Regions from separate parts of the Homo sapiens genome. Here region 1 is linked to region 2. The links are chromatin contacts, found by Hi-C or POLR2A ChIA-PET in ENCODE. All regions are on one chromosome and are shown on one strand. The core of a region is the stretch at or near the end of the contact, and the rest is flanking DNA. Distances in the headings are between cores, read along the strand shown.

Region 1 (2,700 bases), core at 120-2,619, 1.1 Mb after region 2:
AGCTCTGTGTAGTCAGGGCTGGAGGGCTGGGCAGGCTGGAAGGGGCTAGGCTCTGCCCAGAGGTGGGAGATAGAATGTATCATGGAGGACGGGACTTTCAGGATGCATAGGAGCTCTCCACACAGACAAGGGACAGAAAAGTCGAAGAAATCACATGTGCAAAGGTCTGGAAGTCACACTGCTTCCTGTTCAACGGAGGGTAAAAGGTGCCAGGAATAACTAGGTACAGGTGAGGCACGGTGGCTCACACCTATCTATAATCGCAGGACTTTGGGAGGCCACAGTGGAAGGATCTTTTGAATTCAGCAGTTTGAGACCAGCCTGGGCAAGAAAGCAAGACTTTGTCTCTACAGAAAAAGTTTAAAATTAGGGCGTGATGGCATGTGCCTGTGGTCCCACCTTCTTTGGAGGCCGAGGTGGGAGAATCCCTTGAGGTTGAGTTAGAGGTTGCAGTGAGGAGGTTGCAGTGAGCCATAACTGTGCCACTGCACTGCAGCCTGGGCGACGGAGCGAGACCCCGTCTCTAAAAAATAAACTGGGTACAGCTGAAGTTAACATAAAAACTAACCAACATATGTTGGACACTAGCTTAGTTTGGAGGTCCCCCAAGAACCAACCCTGAGACAATGACTGTAGGAAACGTGGGATATCTGGGAGAGACCTTTGGTGAGGGTTAGGGAAAGGAGAGGAAGGTAAGGCCCCCTGCATCCTGCAGGGGGCACCAACGAGCAGAGTCCCCCACGTGGGAGGAGACAGGCAGTGGCACCACTGGGTGCCAGGCCTTGGCCAAACAGGTGGCAGCAGCCCCTCACTGAGCCCTGGGGACAGCCCCTATGAGATATTGATCGTCTTTGTATATAAGAAAACTAAGGCTGGGCACAGTGGCTCACGCCTGTAATCCCAACACTTTGGGAGGCCCAGGTGGGTGGATCACCTGAGGTCGGGAGTTCGAGACCGGCCTGACCAACATGGAGAAACCCCGTCTCTACTAAAAATACAAAATTAGCCAGGCGTGGTGGTGCATGCCTGTAATCCCAGCTACTCGGGAGCCTGAGGCAGGAGAATCGCTTGAACCCGGGAGGCGGAGGTTGCAGTGAGCCGAGTTCATGCCACTGTACTCCAGCCTGGGCGACAGAGAGAGATTCCATCTAAAAAAAAAAGCCGGGCGTGGTGGCGGGCGTCTGTGATCCCAGCTACTCTGGAGGCTGAGGCAGGAGAGTCGCTTGAACCCGGGAGGCAGAGTGAGCCGAGGCCACACCATCGCACTCCAGCCTGGGCAAGGAGAGCAAAACTCTGTCTCAAAAAAAAAAAAAAAAAAAGGAAAAGAGAAAGAAAACTAAGTCACCTGCCTGTGTCACATAGCCGGGAAGCACCCAGAGCCGCCAGGAAGGCAGCAGGGGTAGTTTTGGGGCCCAGAATTGGGGCTGAAGATGTCAGCCAGGAAATGAATGGAATAGCCCATATAGCTCCCCACAAATGGAGGCCTGGGTTTGAATCCCACCTCTGACTCTTCTGAGACCTTAGACAAGGTTCTGAATGATCTAAGCCTCAGTTTCTCCGGTAAAATAGGACTAAAAACCGCGCCCAACCCCAGGCTATCTGGAGAATCAAGGAGATGGTACCTGGGAAGGGTACGTGGGGAAGGGCTTGGCCCACATGACCATATTAGGGTCTTTCTGGCTGGGGATGAGAGAAGGTCGGGGACCAATGGTAATCGATCCGAGGGAAGAAGCCGACGGGAGGGCCAGCCAGACACGACTGGGCACACAGGGCCTCGGACGCCAGGCAAAGGAGTGGGGCTTCACCCCAGGACGATGGGGAGCCCCGGTGGGGTTATGAGCAGGGCAGAGAGCCGATCAGAGCGGCGCGTGGCAGGCTCTTCCGGGCGCCTGCAGAGGGACAACTGGTGGACAAGAGTGAGGATGAAACTCAGGACAGGAGCTGAGAGGGTGGTCGTCAGCCCTCGGGCACAAAGACAAGGTGATGACGTTTGTTCCCTGTTACAGAAAGGCCCTTACTCCCTTCGGCTCCTAGCCCCGGCCCCGGCCCCGGCCCCGCCCCCACCCCCGCCCCCGCGGAATCCCAGGCTCGCGCGTGCGCACTGGCAGCAGGGAATCCCCAGCTCCGCCGCAGAGAGCGGGAGGGGGCGTGAGAGGGGAGTTCCGTGCGCGCCCAGCCGGCCCCGCGTGCGTTGCCAGGACGACCGGGCGGGGCCGCGGGGCCGCCGGTCGCTCACTGCGCCTGCGCGGGGGTGCTCGCCATTTGCGCCGGGGCTTTCCCGTCGCGCGCCAGCAGAAGAGGGGATGCCGCGCCCAGCGCGCATGCGTCGGCCCCACCCGACACCCCCCGCCCCCCGCCCCCAACCCACCCACCCTGAGGGCCGGGGAATCCTCACCCGCCGCAGTGCGCATGGGGGCGGGGCGGGGAAACCGGTTCAAACCGGAGTGGGGTTTGCCGAGGAGGTGGCGGGGGAGGGAGCGAGAGCGGGGTCTTCCCGAGGTTCCCACTCCGGCCCCCGCCGTTGCCTTAGCAACCGGGCGCGCGGGCCGCAGTGCGCGGGCGGCGGCGGCCTCGGGGAAGCCGGGTGGCTCTGCGCCTGCGCGGGGCTCCGCGCCTGCAGCCGGGGTTCCCCCTCGAGCACCGGGGGGACGGCGGGGGAGTAGAGGATGGGCGCGGGGGAGCGGGTGCTGGGGAGGAAGA
Region 2 (2,700 bases), core at 81-2,580:
TGGAGTGCAATGGCGTGATCTTGGCTCACTGCAACCTCCGCCTCCCGGGTTCAAGCAATTCTCTTGCCTCAGCCTCCCGAGTAGCTGGGATTACAGGCATGCGCCACAAAGCCCGGCTAATTTTGTATTTTTAGTAGAGACGGGGTTTCTCCATGTTGGTCAGGCTAATCTCCAACTCCAGACCTCAGGTGATCTGCCCGCCTCGGCGTCCCAAAGTGCTGGGATTACAGGCGTGAGCCACGGCGCCCAGCCAATTTTTTCATTTTCTTTTTCTTTTTTTCAAGGCCCGGCTAATTTTTTGTATTTTTAGTAGAGACGGGGTTGCACCGTGTTAGCCAGGATGGTCTCTATCTCCTGACCTCGTGATCCGTCCGCCTCGGCCTCCCAAAGTGCTGGGATTACAGGCGTGAGCCACCATCCCCAGCCTAGAGTTCTTGATAGTATCAGGGCTGAGAAAGTACCAGAGTTAGAGCCAGGTGGGGTGGCACTAAAAGTACAAAAAATTAGCAGGGCGCAGTGGCGGGCGCCTGTAGTCCCAGCTACTCAGGAGGCTGAGGCAGGAGAATGGTGTGAACTCGGGAGGCGGAGCTTGCAGTGAGCGGAAATCGCGCCACTGCACTCCAGCCTGGGCGACAGAGCGAGACTCTGTCTCAAAAAAAAAAAAAAAAAAAAAAAAAAAAAAAGAAAGTACCAGAGTTAGGAGGCTCCTAAACTGGTCCAGATGGGAAGTGACGGGGCCAAGGATAGGGAAGTGAAGATGGGAGGAGTAGGACTAACTTAAAGGCCATTTAGCAAAAATTCACCACGCAAGGCCCTATATTAGGGCGCTGGGGGCTCATACCTCATCGTCCCGTCAACTCTATAAAGCAGGGGCCAACAAACTTTTTCCATAAAAGGCCAGATCGTAAATACTTCAGGGTCTGCAGATCTGTAGGATCTTTAGCAACTACCTACTCTGTTGTAAGGCGAAAGCAGGCAGAGAAGCCAGGTAAACGCGTGGGCGTGTCTGTGTGCTAATAAAACTTTATTCAGGGACCCTCAAATGTGAATTTCACAAACTTTTCACAGGTCATAGACTATTCTTCTTTGGATTTTTCCCCCGGCTATGTAAACATGTAAAAATAATTCTGAGCTTGCGGGGCCGGACAAAGTAGGCGGCGGGTCTTGGCTCGCCTACCCCTGCTATATAAATCATTAATTATGATACCAATCTTAAGGAGAAGGTCTTCAGAAGAGTCCCTCAAAGAGCACCGCCCCTCAACGTCATCAAACCCCGCCTCCAAAGGCGGAGGCTGCGCATGCGCGGCAGGACCTCGGGCGGGGGCGGGGCGGGGCGCAGCTCCGACTTCGGACATGGCGCACGCTGGCGGTGGCAGCGGTGGCAGCGGTGCCGGCGGCCCCGCGGGCCGGGGGCTGAGCGGCGCCCGCTGGGGTCGCTCGGGCTCCGCAGGCCACGAGAAGCTGCCGGTGCACGTGAGTGGCGTCCCCGCCCTCCCTCGGGGAACCCATCTTCTGGACCCCGCGGGCGGGCGCCCCTCACCCAGGCCCCGCCCGGCCCCAGCCCCACCTCGGCCTCCCCTCTGCACTGCCCCGGACCCCTCACCCCTCACCTCTCACCTCGGCCCTCCGAAAGCCCAGCCCATCCCCTTCCCCTCAGGGACCCCGGCCCCTCGTCCCCTCGTTCCGCGGCCAGGGCCCACCGGGACCCTCCCCCTCTCTGCAGGTAGAAGACGCCCTCACCTATCTGGACCAGGTGAAGATCCGCTTTGGCAGCGACCCTGCCACCTACAACGGCTTCCTGGAGATCATGAAGGAGTTCAAAAGCCAGAGGTACCAGCGGGGCCCCTCTCCACCTCAGGGGACCCCCCTGGGCCGGAATCGGGCCTAGCGGGGTGAGACCTCCCCTCTCCAGCCTGCCCCCTTAGCCGGGTGACCTTGCGCAGGTTGTCCAATCTCTCAGAGCCCTAGCTCCTTCTCGTAACAAAAATGGAAATGGGTAGTACCCACCTTGTGGAGCTTTGTGGGGATTCCTGGAAGCAGGACAGGGATCTGGGGGGAGGCAGGGAGGGCGAGGCCGTGCACACTCATAGAGTCAAATCCTGCCTTGATTTAATATGTTGATTTTTATATTAGTTTTGTTCATGAAAGATTTGGTGGGACCCATTTTGATTTTTATTTTCAAGCGCTGTAAAATGTTATTGTCTTGATGATTGAAATTTTTGGCACCCTCTTCCCCTTTAATCTTGTCCTCAAGATGCTTCTCTGGGCTCACTGTGGTCCCAGGCCTGCTTGGAAGTAAGACGCATAAAATGCTTAGTAAGGGAGCTGGCACACAGAAAACGTTTAAAACACATGAGATGATTTTGCAGGCCCAGAATCAAGGAAGATTACAGATAGATGGGAAACCCTGGGATCATGCCCTTGTTTTTATAGGAGACTCACTGAGGTTTGGAGTGGGTAAGGGACCCACCTAAGTGGCAGAGGTGTCACTAGAACTCAGACCCTCTGACTCAGATTCTTGGAAGTCACATGCTTACCATACTGCTGCCCCCTCTTAGGAAACATGGTGGGGCTGGCCTGGTTTCCTTCCGGGAGCCCAGTGCTAAGGGCTGGGCTGCAATGCAGCCAGAAGGGAGACCCCATCTCTCCCCTCCTATTTTTCTTACACCTTTCCCATTCTTGGCAGTACCATTGGTATTT

Evidence for each region. Hi-C counts contacts between places; a loop is a spot of excess contacts on that map. ChIA-PET counts read pairs that join two places held with the same protein, here RNA polymerase II (POLR2A). Pooled maps may share reads with other maps.
Region 1: a loop to region 2 is called in a pooled map, with 1.9 times the contacts of the local background. The contact joins the enhancer-like site here to the promoter of SIN3B in region 2. A Hi-C loop is called at or near these places in 1 of 50 pooled maps. POLR2A ChIA-PET finds 5 or more read pairs at or near these places in 2 of 52 experiments (B cell and activated T-cell).

What each region holds. Positions count from the first base shown.
Region 1 is chr19:17,945,767-17,948,466 of GRCh38, forward strand. No RefSeq gene overlaps it. Among named protein-coding and RNA genes, the nearest start is that of CCDC124, 14 kb to the left of the region's middle. RefSeq lists a silencer at 2,000-2,700. Within about 2 kb of position 1,370, at least 19 of the 41 ENCODE cell types and tissues checked have a DNase peak (open chromatin) inside an H3K27ac peak, as active enhancers do.
Region 2 is chr19:16,828,068-16,830,767 of GRCh38, forward strand. It overlaps SIN3B (SIN3 transcription regulator family member B), which reads left to right and starts at 1,331. Exons shown (of 19, transcript NM_001297595.2): 1 at 1,331-1,473; 2 at 1,724-1,830. The coding sequence starts at 1,354. RefSeq lists an enhancer at 1,057-1,558 and a silencer at 1,299-1,478.